Regions from separate parts of the Homo sapiens genome. Here region 2 is linked to region 1. Evidence: chromatin loops called from intact Hi-C (ENCODE). Cell type or tissue: GM12878. All regions are shown on one strand. Each heading gives the region's core, and the rest is flanking DNA. Links, peaks and the distances in the headings are about the cores only.

Region 1 (10,344 bases), core at 1,273-9,272:
GTCAGGAAACAGGTGCTGGAGAGGATGTGGAGAAATAGGAACACTTTTACACTGTTGGTGGGACCGTAAACTAGTTCAACCATTGTGGAAGTCAGTGTGGCAATTCCTCAGGGATCTAGAACTAGAAATACCATTTGACCCAGCCATCCCATTACTGGGTATATACCCAAAGGATTATAAATCATGCTGCTATAAAGACACATGCACACGTATGTTTATTGCGGCACTATTCACAATAGCAAAGACTTGGAACCAACCCAAATGTCCATCAATGATAGACTGGATTAAGAAAATGTGGCATATATACACCATGGAATACTATGCAGCCATAAAAAATGATGAGTTCATGTCCTTTGTAGGGACATGGATGAAACTGGAAACCATCATTCTCAGCAAACTATCGCAAGGACAAAAAACCAAACACCGCATGTTCTCACTCATAGGTGGGAATTGAACAATGAGAACACATGGACACAGAAAGGGGAACATCACACACCGGGGACTGTTGTGGGGTGGCGGGAGGGGGGAGGGATAGCATTAGGAGATATACCTAATGCTAAATGACGAGTTAATGGGTGCAGCACACCAACATGGCACATGTATACATATGTAACAAACCTAAACGTTGTGCACATGTACCCTAAAATTTAAAGTATAATAAGAAAATTTAAAAAAAAAACCAGTACACACATATATGAATATCCAAGTGAATGTATGTAAAATCCAAATAAAGATTTCATGTAACAGAAGTTACCCTTACAATCTGAGATGCACTCTGATACTTTATTCTATACTGTCTTAAACTCTTCCAGTTTTAAAAAATTCTGATTGTAATACATTAAATGGATTTCACAAGACATTAAGGGGATAAAATTCAATTTCAAAAACATAGACTTAATTACCTGGCTCAATAATCATTAAATTCCCTCCTTCATTCTTTTTATTCTTCATTCAACTCTAAATACTTTGTTCCATTTTATTCTCCATGTTTTTTGATGAAAAGTTTATGGTTATGCAAATAGTTGTTTTTCTATATGTAATGTGTCATTTTTCTGACGGCTTATAAGATTTTCAGCAGTTAATGTGCCTAGGTGATTTTCTACATATTTATACTTGAGTTTCACTGGGCTTCTTATGTTGATTTATATCTTTTACAAAGTTTGGAAAGTTTTTGGCTATCATTTCTTCAAATGCTTTTTTCGGCCTCATTCTCTCTTTTAGGACTCATAATTAGACATATACTGGACCTACTGCTATTGTTCCACAGTACTCTGAGTGTCCATTTTAAAAATAATTTCCCCCCTTTTCTGTTTATTCAATCATTTCCTTTTCTTCAGAATGAATAATTTCTATTGTTCTATCTTTAAGTTTCTAAATTCTTACCTCTCTATTCTACCTCTGTTCTCTCTATTCTGCTACTGAGCTCAACCAGTGATCTTTTATCATCACAGATATTGTAACTTTTACTTCTCAAATTTTTTTTTTTTTACATATTCTATTTCTCTGCTGAGATATTCCATCTTTTCATTCATTGTAAACATCTTTGCCTTTATTCATTGAGCACAGTTAGAATAGCTGGTATAAAGTCCTTGTGTTATATCTTTTGGTCACCTTGTTCATCTCTGGGTAAACCTGTTGGCTGTCTTTTTCTTGTCATATTTTCCTAGTTCATTCTCTGTCAAGTAATTTTGGATTGTATCCTGGACATTGAGAAAGTTATATTTAGTATAACCTGAGTTCTACCGTATTGCTTTAAAAATGACTGAGGTATTTGTTTTAGCAGGCAATTACCTTGATTAGACTCAAACTGTGGTCTCACCTGCAATGACTGCAAGTTCAATATACAGTTAAGTTACTTAAGCCTCAGTGGTTGTTTTGAAGCTGCTTCATTCATGTGTAGTTCAGGGGTCAAGTAAAGATTTGAGCAGAGTTCATCCAGAGAACCTGGACCTCCACTTCTCTGGGTCTCTCCTCTAGAATACCCCCTTCTGGTGGCTATGCTTATTCCAGGCTCCATTTCCTGGTTTACTAGGCCAGAAAAGAGCTTGGTTCTCTACTGGAATCTTAGCCACTCCGTGCTGTACAGTATCTATGGCACATGCAGGCTAATGTTGCAAAATATGAAATGTACTTTGTGCAATCTCAACCTCTAAGATTTGAATACTCTCCAAAAGCTACCTGCTTTTTTCCAATCTCCAGAGTTCTTGTATAATTTTAAAAATTTAATCAGAGTTTATAGTTCTTATCTGTAGGAGAATGAGCCTATTGGGAGCATACTGCACCATAGAAGTAGACCTTTTTCTCCTTCCAAGACTTTTAAAGAAAACTGATTCTATTTTAATAGGAAAGGGGAGGGAAAAATTAATCTTCTGACAAAACACTTTAAAGTCATCAATAAATTAATTCCAAATGAAGGAAGAATACAATTCTTTTCATTGGGATAAGTGCAATAAATTACAATATCTGTGGAAAGCCAACTATATCCACAATTACATCAAATATAGTTGGCTGGGCACAATGGCAGATGCTTGTAATCCCAGCACTTTGGGAGACCGAGGTGGGCAGATTGCTTGAGGTCTGGAGTTTGAGACCAGCCTGGTCAACATGGTCAAACCCCATCTGTACCAAAAATACAAAAATTAGCTGGGCATGGTGGTGCACGCCTCTAATTTCAGCTACTCAGGAGGCTGAGGCATGAGAATTCCTTGAACCTGGGAGGCAGAGATTGCAGTGAGCCAAGATTGTGCCACTGCACTCCAGCCTGGGCAACAGGGCGAGACTCCGTCTCAAAAAAAAAAAAAAAAAAAAAAAAAAGGACAAACTACAGCTATGGGCAAAATCTGACTCATCATAGCCACACATTCATATACATATTGTCTGTGGCTGCTTTTGTACTACAATGGCAGATCTGAGTAATTGCAACAAAGACCATATCGTCCACAAAACTCAAAATATGTAGTATGTGGCTCTTTACAGAAAAAAAAAAAAAAATTGTGTCAATCCCTGGTCCAAACACTCCACTTAAAAGGCAGAGACCATTAGGGTGCGGAAAAAATGTTAAAAACCAATGATATCCTGTCTACAGGAAACTCACTTTAAATATAAAGACACAAAAAGTAAAAGGATGAAAAAAGACATACCATGAAAATACCAATCAAAAGAAAGAGTGTTCTATTTTATTACTAAAGTATACTCCAGAAAAAAAGCATAAAGGGGGGCATTTCATAATTATGCACATGTCAAATTCATTAAGACTTAAACATTCTAAATATGTGCTCATCTAATAACAAGTTTCAAAATATATGATGCCAAAACTAACAGAACTGTAAGAGGAAATAGACAAATATGCAATATTTCTCTTTTAGAATTCCATAGAACAAGTAGACAAAGTATCAAGAAAAATCCAGGAGACTTAAACAAGAATATCAGCTGTGTTTGGAGCTGCCAAGAAGCAGGTACCAAGACAGGATTTAACACGAAAGTGATTTTTGTGGGAAAGGATAAGAAGAGGTAGATACTTTCAAATCAGTATGCTAGACTGAGAGGGAAGGCGGCAAGAAGGGGTAGGAAAAGTCCTAGACCAAGAAAGGTTCAACTAGGCCAATGGATTCAGCCGTCTTCACACCTGCTGTAAGAGTTTTGCATCTCCTAAGGCAAGAACGGACTTTACTCAGTTATGAGCTGAACGTAGACTACAGGAAGCCTGGCCTCAGCATCAACACAATGGTTCATCCAGAGGGGCAGTAACTGAGGTTATTTGTCAATTATGGTCCCTGCAAGAGGGAATTTCAGTTATATATTTTCATGGCCACCACAGTCCACTGTGCATCATACAAATTTACTTCAGGGAAAAGCTCTTCCATGACTTCCATGGGTCTCACATCCTAAGGAACATCTTAGAAGAGGGAGGTTAGTGGTATGAACTAAAGCCCCATTGCTGCTACTCATCTTCAACCTCCTCCATTATCTATTCTAAATTTCCCTCACTTTCATCTATCACCTTGATAGACTTTGGTGGCTTACTTCATTGTGTAAACCAAACATTCAGCCCTGAGCCTGCAATTACATGCTGTCAGGCCAGGGTTGTATCACATCTCTGTCGAGTTACAACAGGACAAATTAACAGTAAGCACCAGGAGGCAGCCAAGTGTCTTATTCCCCACTGCTCCCTGCTCTATGTAAAAGCAGCCTTTTTTTTTTTTTTTTTTTTTTTGGTTTTTTGTTTTGTTTTGTTTTTGAGACAAGGTCTCACTCTGTTGCCCAGGCTGGAATGTAGTGGCACAATCATAGCTCAATCTCCTGGGCTCCAGCAATCCTCCCACCTCAGCCACCCGAGTGGCTGGGACTTCAGGTATGTGCCACCATGCTTGGCTAATTTTTAACTTTTTTTTTTTTTTTGATAGAGATGAAGTCTCACTACATTGCCTAGGCTGGTCTTAAACTCTGACCTTAAGTGATCCTCCCGCCTCAGCCTCCCAAAATGCTAGGTTTATAGGCATAAGCCACCACACCTGGCCCGCTCTACCTTTCTGCTCCCAAAATTGACTCCCCCTTTCACAACAGCAACTCCTCTTCTCACCTGTAGTTCCAAGAGAAAAAACATTTCTTTATTCCTTTTGATTGTCAAAAACTATTTCATACCAACTTTTTGAAATTTAAAATTGAATCAAGCATAATTTTTAAGTGCAAATCAAGGATATATAGCTGTTACTCAATTTTAATGGGGAAAAGCTTTGTTATGATAGAATATCTAATGTATTTGATAGTCATTCATTTCTTATCTATGCAGGGAACTATCCAGGAGCTTAAAATTTTATTGGGAGACAGAATACATGAGGGGGCCTCAAAACCCTCAAAAAAAAAGTTAAGGTCAGTTAATAAGATTTCCATCTAAAAATTAAACTAGAAAAATCTGCACATAGTGGAGATTAGCCATCTGTAAAATGAAACCAAAGAACCATCCAGGAGGCAAGATTGGAATTGGAAGATTCAGAAAAGGATGCTGAACCAACTTCATTTTACCCTTTCTATAAAAAACACTTTTTTTTTTTTAACAGAGAAGGCAAATGGTTATCATGGAACCTAAAAAAGGGGAATTAAGAGATCATTACTGGGCCAGGAGCGGTGGCTCATGCCTGTAATCCTAGCACTTTGGGAGGCCGAGGCAGGTGGATCAACCTGAGGTCAGGAGTTTGAGATGAGCATGGCCAACATGGTGAAACCTCATCTCTACTAAAAATACAAGAAATTATCCGGGTGTGGTGGCAGATGCTTGTAATCCCAGCTACTCGGGAGGCTGAGGCATGAGAATCACTTGAACCCAGGAGGCAGAGGTTGCAGTGAGCCGAGATCGCACCACTGCACTCCAGCCTGGACAACAAGAGTGAAACTTCATGTTAAAAAAAAAAAAAAAAGAGCGAGATCGTAACTGATGAATAAACCTTCAGCACCATCAGAGAAAGCTCTATTCACCCTAGGGGTTAGACTGTTTGACCATGTTCAACCAATCACTTATCTGAGTGCTGTGAAAACACCCACACCAGAAATGAAGGATTAAAGAGGTATACCATAATTAATCATGTATTCATTCTGCAAACATAATCTATATCTGAAAATGAGTAAACCTAGTTTGAGGTATGTAATTATGAAACTGTAAAAGCAGGATTTAAGAAGAGTTTTTTAATAGCTTCATGAAACTTACGAGTTATAGTGGAAATCCAATGAACTGATATTATCATTTACTTTTTACTATATACATCAGATTCCCTATTCTCCAAAAGTGTATTTGACTCATAAGCTGTATCTATTTTCAACCTGAATGCCAAATTTTGGCATCATCACAAAATCTTTGTTTGCATAAAACTTATTTTTGGCATAAAAGCAATTATGAAAATAGAAAACTCTTTTAAATAATGTAGATGAGGCCAAAAAGGAAGACACTGGGCTCTTGTAAAAACTGTACTGCTGAAGACACGTGCAAACATGCATGAAACAGATGTAAATATAGACACAATTTGTGAACACTGCAGACAGGGCCTGAATTACTTGGAACTCATCAGGACTGATGAGGCACTAACTGCATTCAGGTGCACTTCAATCAGAACTAGATTATACCATTAAAATTAACGAGCCATAAGAAGACTTTAATGAATAAAAGAGGACTGGTATTAAAATCTTTTACACATTTTACTCATTTGGCAACAATGTGGTTAACAGTGCAGTCACATCTCTTTGTGGTAGACAGGCAAAAAATTTAATTATTCAAGTTTTTTTTTTTTTTAAGATGGAGTCTCGCTCTGTCGCCCAGGCTGGAGTGCAGTGGCACGATCTCAGCTCACTGCAACCTCTGCCTCCCATGTTCAAGCAGTTCTCTTGCCTCAGCCTCCCGAGTAGCTGGGATTACAAGGGCCTGCCACCACGCCTGGCTAATTTTTGTATTTTTGGTAGAGACGGGGTTTCACCATGTTGGCCAGGCTGGTCTCAAACTCCTAACCTCAAGTGATCCGCCCACCTCAGCCTCCCAAACTGCTGGGATTACAAGCGTGAGCCACCGCGCCCAGCCTTAAGATGTTTTTTAAGTAACACACTCTCTGGCACATCGCTTCGATATTCACTTAAATGGCCTATTGGAGGCCGAGGAGGGCGGATCACGAGGTCAGGAGATTGCGACCATCCTGGCTAACATGGTGAAACCCCGTCTCTACAAAAAAAATACAAAAAAAATTAGCTGGGCGTGGTGGCGGGCGCCCGTAGTCCCAGCTACTCCGGAGGCTGAGGCAGGGGAATGGCGTGAACCCAGGAGGCGGAGCTTGCAGTGAGCAGAGATCGAGCCACTGCTTTCCAGCCTGGGCGACTGAGGGAGACTCTGTCTCAAAAAAAAAAAAAAAAAAAAAAAAGAGATCAACTTATCTGTATCTGTCTTTTGCCATCCTGTTATTTCTTAAAATAGAAACAAAACATCTTTCTCTGATCCCAAATTTTCTCATTATACTGCTGAGATGTTGTTTTTTCCCTCTTTTAAGTTGTTAGTGCTTTTCTAAGCCAATAAGGCCCCAATTAAAAAAAAAAAAACTCTTTTCTAGGAATATATTCCCCATTCCATGACAGGGATGGAAAGTCCAACCATCTTCAAATAGGGCTACTATAACATTCTGCAATATATAAAGTTGGCAAGGAAAGATGAATATTTGTCAGGTATCAATGTGTACTTTATTATTAGCCCAGCAAGTAATAGAAATATTAGACAATCTCAGGAAGATAACATGGCCATATCTCTCAGCACAGGGAAGGAAACAGACATTTAAAATTCTGGATCCACAAAACCTCACATATCAATATTAATCTTGAATGTAAATGATCTAAATGCCCCCACTTAAAAGGCGCAGAGTGGCAAGTTGGATTAGAAAAGCAAGACCTATCCATCTGCTGTCTTCAAGAGACCAATCTCACACATAAGGACACCCACAGACTCAGTAAAAGGTTGGAAAAAGATCTATCATGCAATGGAAAACAAAAGAGCAGGGGTCGCTATTTTTATATCAGCTAAAACAGACTAAACCAATAACAGCAAAAAAAAAAAAAAGGACAAAGAAGGGCATTATATAATGATAAAGGGTTCAATTCAACAAGAAGATGTAACTATCCTAAATATATATATGCACACAACACTGGGGCAACAAGATTCATAAAACAAGTACTTCTACATCTACAAAAAGACTTAAGACAGCCACCCAGTAATAGTGGAAGACTCCAACACCACACTGACAACATTAGAAAGATCATCAAGGTAGAAAACTAACAAAGAAACTCTAAACTGACATTTGACATTTGACCAACTGGATCTAATAGACATCTATAAAATACTTCCACCTATCAACCACAGAATATACATTCTTATTTTATGTTCTGGGGTACATATGCAGGATGTGCAGGTTTGTTACCTAGGTAAATGTGTGCCATGGTGGTTTGCTGCACCTGTCAACCCATCACCTAAGTATTAAGCTCAGCATGCATTAGCTATTTTTCCTGATGCTCTCCCTCCCCTAGCCCCTGACCCTGCCTACAGGCCCCAGTGTGTGCTGTTCCCCTCCCTGTGTCCATGTGTTCTCATTGTTCAACTCTCACTTATAAGTGAGAATATGCAGTATTTGGTTTTGTGTTCCTGCTTTAGTTTGCCACAAGACACATTCTTATATGCACATGGGAACATACTCCAAGATCAACCACATCCTGGGCATAAACCAAGTCTTAATAAACTAAAAAAAAAATCAAAATCATACCAACCATACTCTCAAAGTATAGTGGGATAAAAACAGAAATAAATGCCAAGAAGATCGCTCAAAACCACACAATTACATGGAAATTAAACAACTTAGTCCCAGAGGACTTTTGGGTAAACAAGAAAATTAAGGCAGAAATCAAAAAATTCTTTGAAAGAAATGAAAATAGACAACATACCAAAATATCTAAGATACAGCAAAAACTGTACTTGAAATGTTAGAAAAATCTCAAATTAATGACCTAACATCAGACAGAGGAACTAGAAAAATAAGAACCCCAAAGCTAGCAGAAGAAAAGAAATTTTAGTTATTTCAGAGCAGAACCAAACAAAATTCAGACCCAAAAGTCCATACAAAGAATCAACAAAACCAAAAATTGGTTTTCTGAAGGATAAAAAAGATCACAGACCACTACCTAGATTAACAAAGAAAAAAGAGAGATGATCCAAATAAGCACAGTTAGATATGACAAAGGTGGCCAGGCATGGTGGCTCATGCCTGTAATCCTAGCACTTTAGGAGGACAAGGTGGGTGGATCACTTGAGCCCAGGAGTTCAAGACCACCTGGGTAACATGATGAAACCCTGTCTCTACAAAAGTTAGCTGGGCATGGTGGCATGCACCTGTAGTCCCAGCTACTTGGGAGGCTGAAGTGGGAGGATTACCTGAGCCTAGGGAGGTCAAGACCTCAGTGAGCCAATGATCATGGCACTGCATTCCAGCCTGGGCAAAAGGGTAAGACCCTGTCTCTAAATAAATGACAAAGGTGATATTACCACCAATCCCACAGAAATACAAAAGATACTGAGAGACTATTATGAACACCTCTATGCACACAAACTAGAAAATCAAGAGGAAATGGACACATTCCTGGAAACACACAATCTCCTAAGATTGGATCAGGGAGAAACTGAAATCCTGAATAGACCGGTATCAAGTTCTGAAATTGAAACCAGTGATAAAAAAAATCTATAAGCCAATAAAAGCCCCAGACCAGATGGATCCACAGCAGAATTCTAACAGACATACAAAGAAGAGCTGGTACCAATTCTACTGAAACTATTAAAAAAAAAATCAGGGAAGAACTCCTTCCTAAATTATTCTATGAAGCCAGCATCACCCTGACACCAAAACCTGGCAAAGACACAACAAAAGAAAAAGAAAACTATATGTCAATATCCCTGATGAACACAGATGCAAAGATCCTGAACAAAAATACTAGCAAACTGAATACAACAGCACATCAAAAAGTTAATTTACTACGATCAAGTAGGCTTCATTCCCAGAAAGCACAGTTAGCTCAACATGTGCAAATCAATAAATGTGATTCAGCACATAAACAGAAGTAAAACAAAAACAATATAATCATCTCGAAAGACACACAAAAAAGCTTTTGATAAAATCTAATATCCCTTCATGATAAAAATCCTCAAGAAACTATGCATCAAGGTGTTGTGGCTCCTTCACTCCCATAGTTCAGTGAGTTCCAAGTTCTTGTCCCATGACCAAGAGGAATGAGGTTCACGGACACCAGAGGGTAAGTAAGGCATAGATTTTTATTAAGTGACAGGAAAAGCTCTCAGCAGCAACAGGTGACCTGAAAGTGGGTTGATGCCTATGGGCTTGTCCCCAGAGGTTTCTGTCCCCTCTTTCCAGGGGCGTTTTTCTCATTTGCATCTTGCACAACCCTCTATGTCCTGGTTGCTTCCTGGTCCCACTTCTTTCTGCACAGGTGTGTTCTTCTCCAAAGCTACTCCATCTTAGTTATTACCCATAAACATCACAGAAAAGCCCACATGGCAGGGGGGTGAAACTACCATGCAGATGTCATGTTAATGACTTATATATAATGAGCTGGGTCAAGTTAAGGATGTTACGTTTATTTACTGCACCTGTGCCTAAGTTGGGACACTCCCTTCTTGGGCAAACATCCTGGTATAAGAGGAAGCTCTTCACCACACTTCCACCTGCTTGCTACATAACACGGGCAGTGCAGTTGTGGTCCCATAAGTGTTGTTCTTCTCCAAAGACCTTCCCTAACTGCCTAGCCAGCCCCTAACTGCTC
Region 2 (10,344 bases), core at 1,424-9,423, 76 kb before region 1:
CGGTAGGGGATAGAGGTGTGGGGAGGAGGGCACTCAGGCCTAGGAGTCCAACTGGCTGATAGCATTAGAGGATGCTCCATTTTACATTATGGATGGTAACTCAGAGCTCACCCAGCTCACCCTCAGACTCACTGTGACGGTGGTTGTTTCATTTACAACCTTGTATGTAACAGGTTGCCTTTTTGTTCTAAATCAGCTGTCCTGATGATTCTCTCATGCCTTGAGCATGTTTTCTGTTTGGGGATTGCTCATCTCCAGCTCAGCAGTTGGTTGTGCTGCATGGCCTTGTAGACCCAAATCCTCAGACCTCCCATCCAGGGAAAACCAAACTGCATTTGTAGTTTTGTTCCTAGGTTGTCTATTTTTTCTTTCATGGAGGATAATTTGATATCTTTTTCAGGGCCCTTTCACAAGATGACCAAGATGACATCCACCTAAAATTAGAGGATATAATTCAAATGGTAAGTCTGACCACATTTTTATCTAGCACAACTATGTGCAAACTACCTCTCCAAGGCGAGCAATATGCTTGTAACCGATCAAGGAGTGTTGTAGTATTAGGCCCTCTGTCCTATCTGTGAAGCTCTGTGAGATGAACCACATTTGGTGTGGGGTCTAGCAGTTGGTCTAAGATATTCATGTTGGCTTTGATACTTTTAGCTTTCTGCCATTTTTTTCATAGTTAGAATTTAGTGGTGAACTTCATGCTTCCACACATGCAGCTGTCTGCCTCACTGACCTGCAATGAGATGGCAGGCGCCCTCTCCTGGGTGTTTCATTTCCCTCCCTCATCTCTTGCAGACTGACTGCATGAAGGCCGAATGCTTTGAGTCCTTGTCGGCCATGGAGCTGGCAGAACAGATCACCCTCCTGGACCATGTCATTTTCAGAAGCATTCCCTACGAGTGAGTGCCACCCCCCACAGCAGCAGGGCTCGGCTGCTCTAGCTGTCTTAGAAGTTGACATTATTCCTAAGGCAGGTTGTGTGTATGTCTGTCCCCTCAGTTCCTGTGTGAGTATCTACCAGTTGTTTCCATCCATGGAACTGGCACGCCTCTGTGTCCAGCACTCTGCAGGATGGGAGCAGGACCAACAACAGCAAGGGACAAAGAACCCTGCCCAGGGACTTAGTCAACCTGAGTATCAGAGTAATTTCGAGTGTTTTTAATGACTATACAAAATAATTCCTGTATGCTGCATCTCACTTGTCCCTTGTTTCTTGCTGTGTCTGGTGACCTGCTCAGGAATGAAGTGAATGATCAGGAATGCTGCCCTGAAGACAGCCCATCTGACCAGGTGGAGCTTCTGCCCCGCTGAACTGCCTGGTCAGGGCAACATGCGGTACAAGCCTAAAAGGAGCGCTTTTCAGCCCTGACCACCTGCGCCCTCCTGAGCGCTGGGGAGAACAAAACGCAATCCCTGCCTTTGAAATCTGCATCCTCCAGGAGAATGGCAGGCAGCGCAGAGTGGAGGGAGAAAATTCTGCTTCTGACTAACATTTTTGGTAGTGATGAAATTTTTGGACCCTCTGCTAAGGCTTAATGTTTTTAAAAGCTAATCCTGGGAAAATAGTCTTGATTTCTAAGGTAGTACTTAACCTCTTTATTTCCCTTGTGTTGGTTCTTGTTTTCCAACTTCAGAGAAGGCTTTATAGGATCCTAATAGGGACACAGTTCCAAACATTTATAAGAGAAAGCTGGAAGCTGAAGAATCTTCCTTTTTGGCATTGAGAGGTAAACTGCAACAGCCGAGGTAAAATTCACTTGTGAGGCTGGCAGCAGCAGGTGTCAGGAACCATTCTAGGCCATGTCAAATGGAATTTTTCTAATATTCGTGACAACTGTCCAGGATCATAGCCACCATATTTTTAAAAACTTAATTGGTTTTGTGTTTTGTTTTGAACTTCCAGGGAGTTTCTTGGGCAGGGGTGGATGAAGCTGGATAAAAACGAAAGAACTCCTTACATTATGAAAACCAGCCAACACTTCAATGACGTGAGTAACCGTAACAGTAAAACCGTGGGCGTGTCACAAGAAGATGGATATTGGGGTCTAAAGACTCCTCTAAAACAAAGCAACTCTGTCACCCACTTTTTTTTTTTTTTTTTTTTTTTTTTTTTTTTTTTGAGACAGAGTCTCGCTCTGTCGCCCAGGCTGGAGTGCAATGGCGTGATCTCAGCTCACTGCAACCTCCACCTCCCTGGTTCAAGCAATTCCCCTGCCTCAGCCTCCCGAGTAGCTGGGATTACAGGTGCATGCCATCATGCCTGGCTAATATTTTTGTATTTTTAGTAAAGGGGTTTCACCATGTCGGCCAGACTGGTCTCGAACTCCTGACCTCAGGCAATCTGCCTGCCTCAGCCTCCCAAAGTGTTGGGATTACAGGCGTGAGCCACCGCACCTGGCCTGCCACCCACTTTTAAACAGAATTGATGGGATATTGACGACAAGCTTAAATCTCTAAGAGCTCACAGTAATGTAATAATGTCCAATTAACTTCCTGACATAAAAGGTTCACCTTTGATGGTACCCAGTGCTCAATAATGTACAGGTTGCTGATCCTATTTTTATCATGATTATCACTACTTCCTGTTCATATATTGACTAACAGAGTGAGCAGTACATGTGTCACTGGCCCCTGGTGGTGTTGGTCACGGTAAGGCTGGGTTGGTGCAAGTCCTCATCATTACTGAACGTTCAGCCTGAATTACATTCCAGGGTTGGAAGGGGCCTCTTGGAGCATAATCACATTGTTGCTATAGTTCTGTGCAGCAGTGGCCAGCTGTCAGTCCATCTTACAGCTCTGCTTTTCCCCAGCGGTAAGATTGGGAGATGCTTTTATACCTCCCCGCTCTTCCTTAGTGCTGTTCTCATAGTCTTAGTCCTGTGGTAGAACAAGTAACAGGTGTGGGAGTGTCTTCTGGCCTATCCAGGCAACGGGAAGCCTCCCCTTCCAGTTTCACTAAACTATAGTAAAAGGAATAACGATTTTAAAAACAACAACAACAAACTACCAGGAACCCCATAGGTAAATTAATAAGTGATCTAGAATCAAAATGCAAAAATGACAGTTTAGATTCCCAAGACAGTGTTTCATGCAGGCTTTCCCCAAAGCACGTGGATGCTGTGTGAATGCTACCACACAATGAGCTTCAGTGCCGCTGCTGCCTAAAGGACAAGGGCATGGCCCATCTAGTGCCTGCCCTGAGAAACAGATTCCCTGCTGTGGGAAGCAAACCTCTGTTACCTGTGGTGAACCAACACAGGGGATATAATGGACACTCAAAGAGAGGTTCGATCCCAGGCTCCAGACCCACATGTCTCCTCTGCTGGGACGACTGCTACATTGCATTCTTGACAATTACAGATGGAACCTTTCATCTGCACCCCAGAGCCGCCAAGCCTGCTTCTTCATTGTCCTCTCTGTTCTCAGTCTTGGGTAGTGGCCTCACCATACACTCACTCACCCAAGCACAGGATCTAGACGTCATCTTCTCCCTTACCAGCTCACCCTTACCACTGCCCAACATATTTGCAAACTCTAAATCTACATATATCTCAGGCTCTTCCCCACCCTGCCTTCCCCGCTGCCACCACCTTGATGTGGCCTTTTACCTTGTCTCTCCAGGAGCTCCTGACTCATCTCTCCCCTGCAACCTCACTGCCCTCCAATCCATCTGTTAGGTTCAGAGTCAGGTTCCAGCCCATGCTGAGGTCTGAGGGGAGTGGGTGGATGCCTGAAAGAACACGTAGGGGGCCGTAGGTAGGTGAAAGATGATTTTGTTCAGCGGGCGCTCTCATCAGCAGCTGTCTCATTAGCAGCTCTTTCATCAGCAGCTCTCTTACGCTGTCTCTTCTGTCTCAGCTGCTTGAGCCAGTCGCTCCCGCGCACAGCTGTGTGGCCAGCTCTCACTTGCCTTCAGGGTCAGCAGCTTAACTCTTTCTCTGGGCATGAGCTCCTGTACAGTGTCAACAGGGCAATTATACCTTTTACAGACAATAGTGGCTTAGAGCCAAGTGATGGCCTTCCGTGTTATGGCTACATGGCTGTGATCACAAGTGGAGTTATACACCTGTGCTCTAAACTCACTGAGTCCCTCTGGCCCGGATGTCCACCTTGGCCTATCCTAGACCAAAGCACAGCCATGTACCTTAAACCATCCTGCATGCAGTGGCACAGGAATGACTTCTCTGAAAGGTCAATCTAATTATCTACCTCCCTTTGACAAAAATCTGTCAGTGGCTTCCCCTTACCTTAGGGATATGGTCCCAACCTGTCATACAAGAGCACAGCCCATCTGTCACCCTTGCCTCTCCCAGTCCTTGTGCCCCTCAGATGGCTGCCAGGTCCTCCATTACACCATCCCTCCCACCTCTGTCCCCTTGCTCTCATACTTAGATCCTTTAAGACTCAATGCAAGGCTGGAGACTGTAGCTCACACCTGTAATCCCAGCACTTTGGGAGGCCGAGCTGGGAGGATTGCTTTAGCCCAGGAGTTCAAGACCAGCCTGGGCAACATAGTGAGACCCTGTCTTTATAAATACAAAAAATTAGCCAGGCATGGTAGTGCACACCTGTGGTCCCAGCTACTTGGGAGGCTGAGGTGAGAGGATCGCTTGAGCCCTGGACATCGAGGCTCCGGTGAGCTGTAATCATGCCACTGTATTCCACCTGGGGCAATAGAGCAAGATCCTGTCTCCAGAAAAAAAAAAAAAAAAGACTCAGTGCAGGCGTGACCTCTTCCTAGAAGCCTCCTCTGTACTAGACCAGATGCCCCATGCTGCCTGTGTATTCCCAAACCCCACCGTGAATAGACTCAACTTTGTGTTTCGCTGCATGGCATTTACCTGTTTATGTATCTGCGACCCTCCCCTTCCCACCTACCTAGGCTCAGATTGCCTTAAGGTCAGGGATGGATTTATTTGTCTTTCTGTTCCCAGCACCTAAAAGAATCTATTCTATCCCATTTCCTCAATAGTTATTGGCAAGAACTTCTTCATCGAAATTACTGATTAACAAAACCACTTCTTCCCAGGACAAACTGGATTCCAAATAATTCCTCTCCTCACGCTAAGGATGCGCAGGCACTCAGTGAACAGCACTGCAGTAGGTGCTTTAGCGAATTTCCACAGTGATGGTGTTGAGGCACTATGAGATCTTAAGTGTCTTCAGAATCATCAAAGAATGGGTGAATCCATCAGACTTGGTGTATGGATATAAGATTACACGCCCTATATTCCCTTTGTTAATACGGTAATCTCATTTCACTTTTTTTTTCCTCTCCATATTACAAGAGCTGAGCTTCTTAAACTGGCTTTAAGTAATAAAATTACGGTACTTAGCCTCAAAACTATAGGTCCTTTTAACTGCTGGTGAAGAATAAGATGAAGAAAATGTTCTTTTCCTTGCAGCCAAGTGATTCTGGTTTGAGAGTTAATCAGCTCAGAATTTGATCTAACTGGGGGCAAGTGTTTTTTTCTTTCTCTGTGATAACTGTGGCTTCTCAGAGTGAGTAATCACACACTGTTGGGGGCCAAGGAGTAAAGGGAAAGGCCCCAGGGAGTGACATCCATGATCTACAGACATTGCCTTTCCGCAGGCGTTAGGTTATTCTGTCCCATTTCCTCAGTAATTATTAGAAATGACACCATCAAAATTGCTGAGGAACAAAATCATCTCTTCCCTCAACAAGCGGGAATCCAGATAACCCCTGTGTTCACTCAAAGGACAAACAGATGCTCATTAGTTTATTCTTATAGACTTTAGTCTCTTTAGAAAGTTGGTATCTAAATGTAGAATATGATCTTCAAGCTACTCAACACCCTGCCTTCCTGACAGGTCTGCAGATAATTTACATATTTTGCCTAAATGCACTGCTTGGGGCTCTTAGACTGCCTTTCGGGGCTTTTTGATTGTCTCAGATGAGTAACCTGGTGGCCTCCCAGATAATGAACTATGCTGATGTCAGCTCCCGTGCCAACGCCATCGAGAAATGGGTGGCAGTGGCGGACATCTGCCGATGCCTGCACAACTACAACGGCGTGCTGGAGATCACCTCGGCCTTAAACAGAAGTGCCATCTACAGGCTGAAGAAAACCTGGGCCAAGGTCTCTAAGCAGGTGAGCCTCAGCGTGTGACACAGCCTGCTGCTAAGAGGAGGAGAGGCTGGGAGATGGGAGCCAAGTTAAATATTACTAATTAGGAAATCATTAACTGAAATGAGCCGCTCAGTTGCCAAAGAAAGGTGCCAACATGGGTAATTACAGGGCTCTTACCACTTAATTGATTTCATTCATGTGCATTTCTAAAACATTCATTAAAGCATTTTGGGGGACAGCCACAAACAATGTGGTTGTCAGTCAAGAGTTGTTTCCTGAATTATTTCGGAGGGTACATTGATTTTGAGCAAGCACACTTATGTCCAGTGGGTCCATTCTTTCTCTCCCAGAGTGAGGGTGCAAACTCTGTGGGGCCAAAAGCCAGGGACAAAAGGCCTCATTTTTCACCTTTCTCTTGCTCATTCCTGTAGTAGATGTAAAGTTTTGGCATAATAATTTAGATGTGCAGAAATACAATTTTCATTTTCTTTCATTAATCTCAGCTTGCCTATGCCTGTCATTTTCACTCAGATAATTTCAAGATTCAAACTAAATCATGATTCTTCCCCTGCCCTTTCTCCTGGCCTTCTCCCTGGGTGTTGGGTGCCTTGGAGGGCATCTCTGGGCTTTTGGGCACCTGTCTGCTCCTCTGGCCTCCTGTGGTCATTCTTTGCTGATGATTCATTGGGTACAGGCTGCTGTGAATTGCCTGTACCTGGTGTCACCTGGCCTGCTTGCCCTGCCTGGGAACAATGCATGGTGATTGCACCCAGGGAGCCTGGCTGACCTCGTCTCAGGGGCGAGGGGGAAAGGGCCTCAAAGGGCCTCAGGGGAAGTTTCCAGGCTCTCACGTCCCATTGGTGCCAGAGAATAGAAGGGTCTACATCAGGCCCTCTCTGCCTAACCCTCCCCTGCCTTGCTGTGAACACCCAGAGTTGGTGAGGGGAATCTACAGAGTGCCACCTCCAGGGTCCCAGACCGGAAGATCTAGGTATGTTCTGCTGACATGGCCTAAAAACTGTCTCATTTTATCACCCTACTCTGAGGATTTAAGCCCCTCTCAGAGACACTCATTATTTCTTTTCCATCTTCATTTTGCCCTCCAAGCTTTTCCCTTTAGCATAGGAGAACAATTTAATTTCTCCATGTGGCAGGAAACCAAGCCTAAGTCCTATCTTTTATCTTACCTTTCTCAGAGTAAAAATGCAGTGCTCTGAGAATCCCAAATTTGGCCCCTTAGAACTCAAAAGTCCTCTTTTCTGTCAACAATGGACCTGGTAAATAAAAGCCACAGTTTTTAAAAATACTGGTTAAAAACAAAAAAACAAAAAAACAAACTTTTGTTTTGAGATGATTATAGCTTCACATGCAGTTGTAAGAAATAACGCGGGGATTCCCTGCACCTTACACCCAGTTTCCCCCAACAGCAGCATCTTGCACTACTACAGACAGTATCACAACTAGGAAATGAACATTGGTGCAATCCACCAGTCTTATCCAGATTTCACCAGCTTTCTAGGGATCACCAGCTATCACCAAGGGATCCCTAAATCTTAAAGTTTCCAGGCCCACTCCGTAGTTAAGTGATATTCTTGTCTTTGATAGGATGCTGGTTTAGGAATAACCGAACTGATCATGAAATAGAGATGATGAGACTAATATTGAAATGATTGTTTCAAAATTTGAATATACCATCTGTAGAGGCTCTAAATAAAATATTAGCATTTCAGTCACATTATAGGTCACTCACAGTGGCCTTAGCATGGGCTAGTGGACTGTCCCCCAGAGAGGCTGTCTCTAGAGCCAAGCGCCTTACTCCAGTCATGGTAGGTAGGGCCTGGTTGCAGATATACCCTGCTTCAGACACCTTTGATGACAACATCCGCTGTACAGCTGTCCCTTCTCTGCATCTGAGATCAGCCGGGGAGTTGTTCAGCAGGCCTGATAATCTGCACTCTGGAACCCACAGACTGGTCTGTTGCTGTAGGACAGGTTGTACTTTTGAAACTTTTTTGAGCAAGGTTAGCCCTGGACCAAGCATGCCATCTCTAAGAGCCCTCAGACACCAGAACTGGGAAGACAGCCCTTTGCCTCTCAGGAAGCTGTGCAGCTCCTCTCCAGGTGAGACAAAGTAGTTTGAGGACCCTCAACCTGGGCATTCCAAGTTCTTCTCCAGGCAGGACCTGGATCCTCCATGCCCAGCCACGCTGCCTGGATGTGGGTATTCCCAGGAATGGGTTATCCTCCCCAAGGGCCACCCTACCACTCTCCTATGTTCATGGAAGAAACCCCAGACCAATGTCAACAACAATGTTATTTCTCAGTAATTATCAGTTATACTTCTCTAACAAATGGATGAAGAAGATCACAAAAGAAAAGATCTGTAGTAGAGGACATTGCTTAGTCAATACCAAGGTAACCAAACATGTGCTTTAGTCATTTGGAGATTAACACTCTAAAGGGTTCATCGCAAAAGCTGTCTGACATGAGACCTCTCCTTTAAGATTCTATATTCGGCCTGGTGCAGTGACTCATGCTGTAATCCCCACATTTTGGGAGGCCGAGGCGGGCAGATCACTCGAGGTCAGGAGTTTGAGACCAGCCTGGCCAACATCGTGAAACTCTGTCTCTACTAAAAGTACAAAAGTTAGCCGCATGTGGTGGCATGCGCCTGTAAATTCCACTTGTCAAAAATAATTGACAAGCACATGCTGAATATAGAATCTTTTTTTTTTTTTTTTTTTTTGAGATGGAGTCTCGCTCTGTTGCCCAGGCTGGCATACAGTGGCGCAATCTCGGCTCACTGCAACCTCCGCCTCCCGGGTTCAAGTGATTCTCCTGCCTCAGCCTCCCGAGTAGCTGGGATTACAGGCATATGCCACCATACCCGACTAATTTTTGTACTTTCAATAGAGATGGGGTTTCACCATGTTAGCCAGGATGGTCTCAAACTCCTGGCCTCAGGTGATCAACCCGCCTCAGCCTCCCAAAGTGCTAGGATTCCAGGTGTGACCCACTGCACCCGGCCTACTTGTCAGTTCTTTAAGTGCCTAAGTTTTCTATCCGTTGCAGTGTTTCTTTCCACACATTTTTGCTCTCTTTTTGGCTAAATGTGTAGATACAGGCACTTCCTCTTCTCCATATGTTGTTAACATTAAATGTAAACATAATGCCCTGTCTCTACATCTTAGAATCCTATCACACAATGACCTTTATTCTGGCAAAGGTGTCAGCACCTGTCACCAAAGAAGAGAACTGAACATCTTTTGGCAATTCACTGTCTTTTTAAACCATAGTATTTTCATCACACTAAGTTTTTTCTTTTCTTTTTAGACAAAAGCTCTAATGGACAAACTTCAAAAGACTGTTTCCTCTGAAGGAAGATTTAAAAATCTTAGAGAAACCCTTAAAAAGTATGTCTATCTTAATTATTAAATTATTCATAATTCAGAAATATATTTACATAATGTATATAGTATACAAACAGTGACCTACCACCTACTTTGCTTTGAAAAGAAAAATAAATGGGAAACAACTTGTATCATCTAGGTATTTTTCTGATTGTCCTTATTATTTGGAATACTGTGCATACAGTAATTGTCTTATGGATATACTCATGGCATGCAGATTAAGAATTAAGAAGGTAATACCACCATAATAAATCGGACTATCTTTTACTGTAAAAATGTTCTTGATTCAGTTATTTCCTAATCTAAGCACAATTATTTCCTGTGAGTTTTATTTAAATATTCCAGCACCTGTTGATTATTATTTTTGATCTTTGGTTTCTAGATTATTCCCTTTCTACACACACACACACACACACGCACACACACACACACAAACACACACACACGCAGAGAGAGAGAGAGTTTGAGATTCTCCTGCAACTGGTATTCTCATGATCTACCACATGTACTTTGGAAAAACATGAGTCCTGTGATGGTATGAGTGAAAGCAAGACTAAGACTAATAATAATAATAATAGCAATAATAGCAACAACAGCAATAATAGTATAAGAACTAATTACCAAAGTATTTACTAAATGACAGGTTTCATGCTAAGTGCTTGATGTGTCTTATGTAAGCCTCACAAGAAATTCAAGAGATAAGCTTTTCTATCTCCATTTTACAGAAGAGGAAACTGCAGTTCAGAGAATGTTCCCAGTATCACTTAGTAATTGGTCAAGCTGGGATTTGAACCCAGCTCCTCCCGCATCAAAAGCCCATGTGCTTAGCCTCCGGC

The links. Peaks named below come from ENCODE experiments on the same cell type or tissue, not always from the same donor. Only the 100,000 strongest peaks of a DNase experiment are listed, where the experiment ranks them.
Region 2: it touches region 1 in a loop (2.8-fold over the local background); 7 of 110 quality-filtered maps call a loop at or near these places.

The regions. Positions count from the first base shown.
Region 1 is chr5:81,282,123-81,292,466 of GRCh38, forward strand. All of the region lies in intron 1 of CKMT2-AS1 (CKMT2 antisense RNA 1), which reads right to left. Among named protein-coding and RNA genes, the nearest start is that of CKMT2-AS1, 14 kb to the right of the region's middle. RefSeq lists a silencer at 9,695-9,895. In GM12878, for the core only: no CTCF peak of the experiment used is centred there; no DNase peak of the experiment used is centred there; H3K27ac peaks cover 474 bases.
Region 2 is chr5:81,206,445-81,216,788 of GRCh38, forward strand. It overlaps RASGRF2 (Ras protein specific guanine nucleotide releasing factor 2), which reads left to right. Exons shown (of 27, transcript NM_006909.3): 20 at 401-461; 21 at 802-905; 22 at 1,910-1,994; 23 at 5,922-6,119; 24 at 9,432-9,511. LOC124901017 (a long non-coding RNA gene) reads right to left here and starts at 4,494. Exons shown (of 2, transcript XR_007058842.1): 1 at 3,615-4,494; 2 at 1-2,966. RefSeq lists an enhancer at 6,094-6,153. In GM12878, for the core only: a CTCF peak has its summit at 6,080 (motif pointing left); DNase peaks (open chromatin) are centred at 3,549 and 6,067.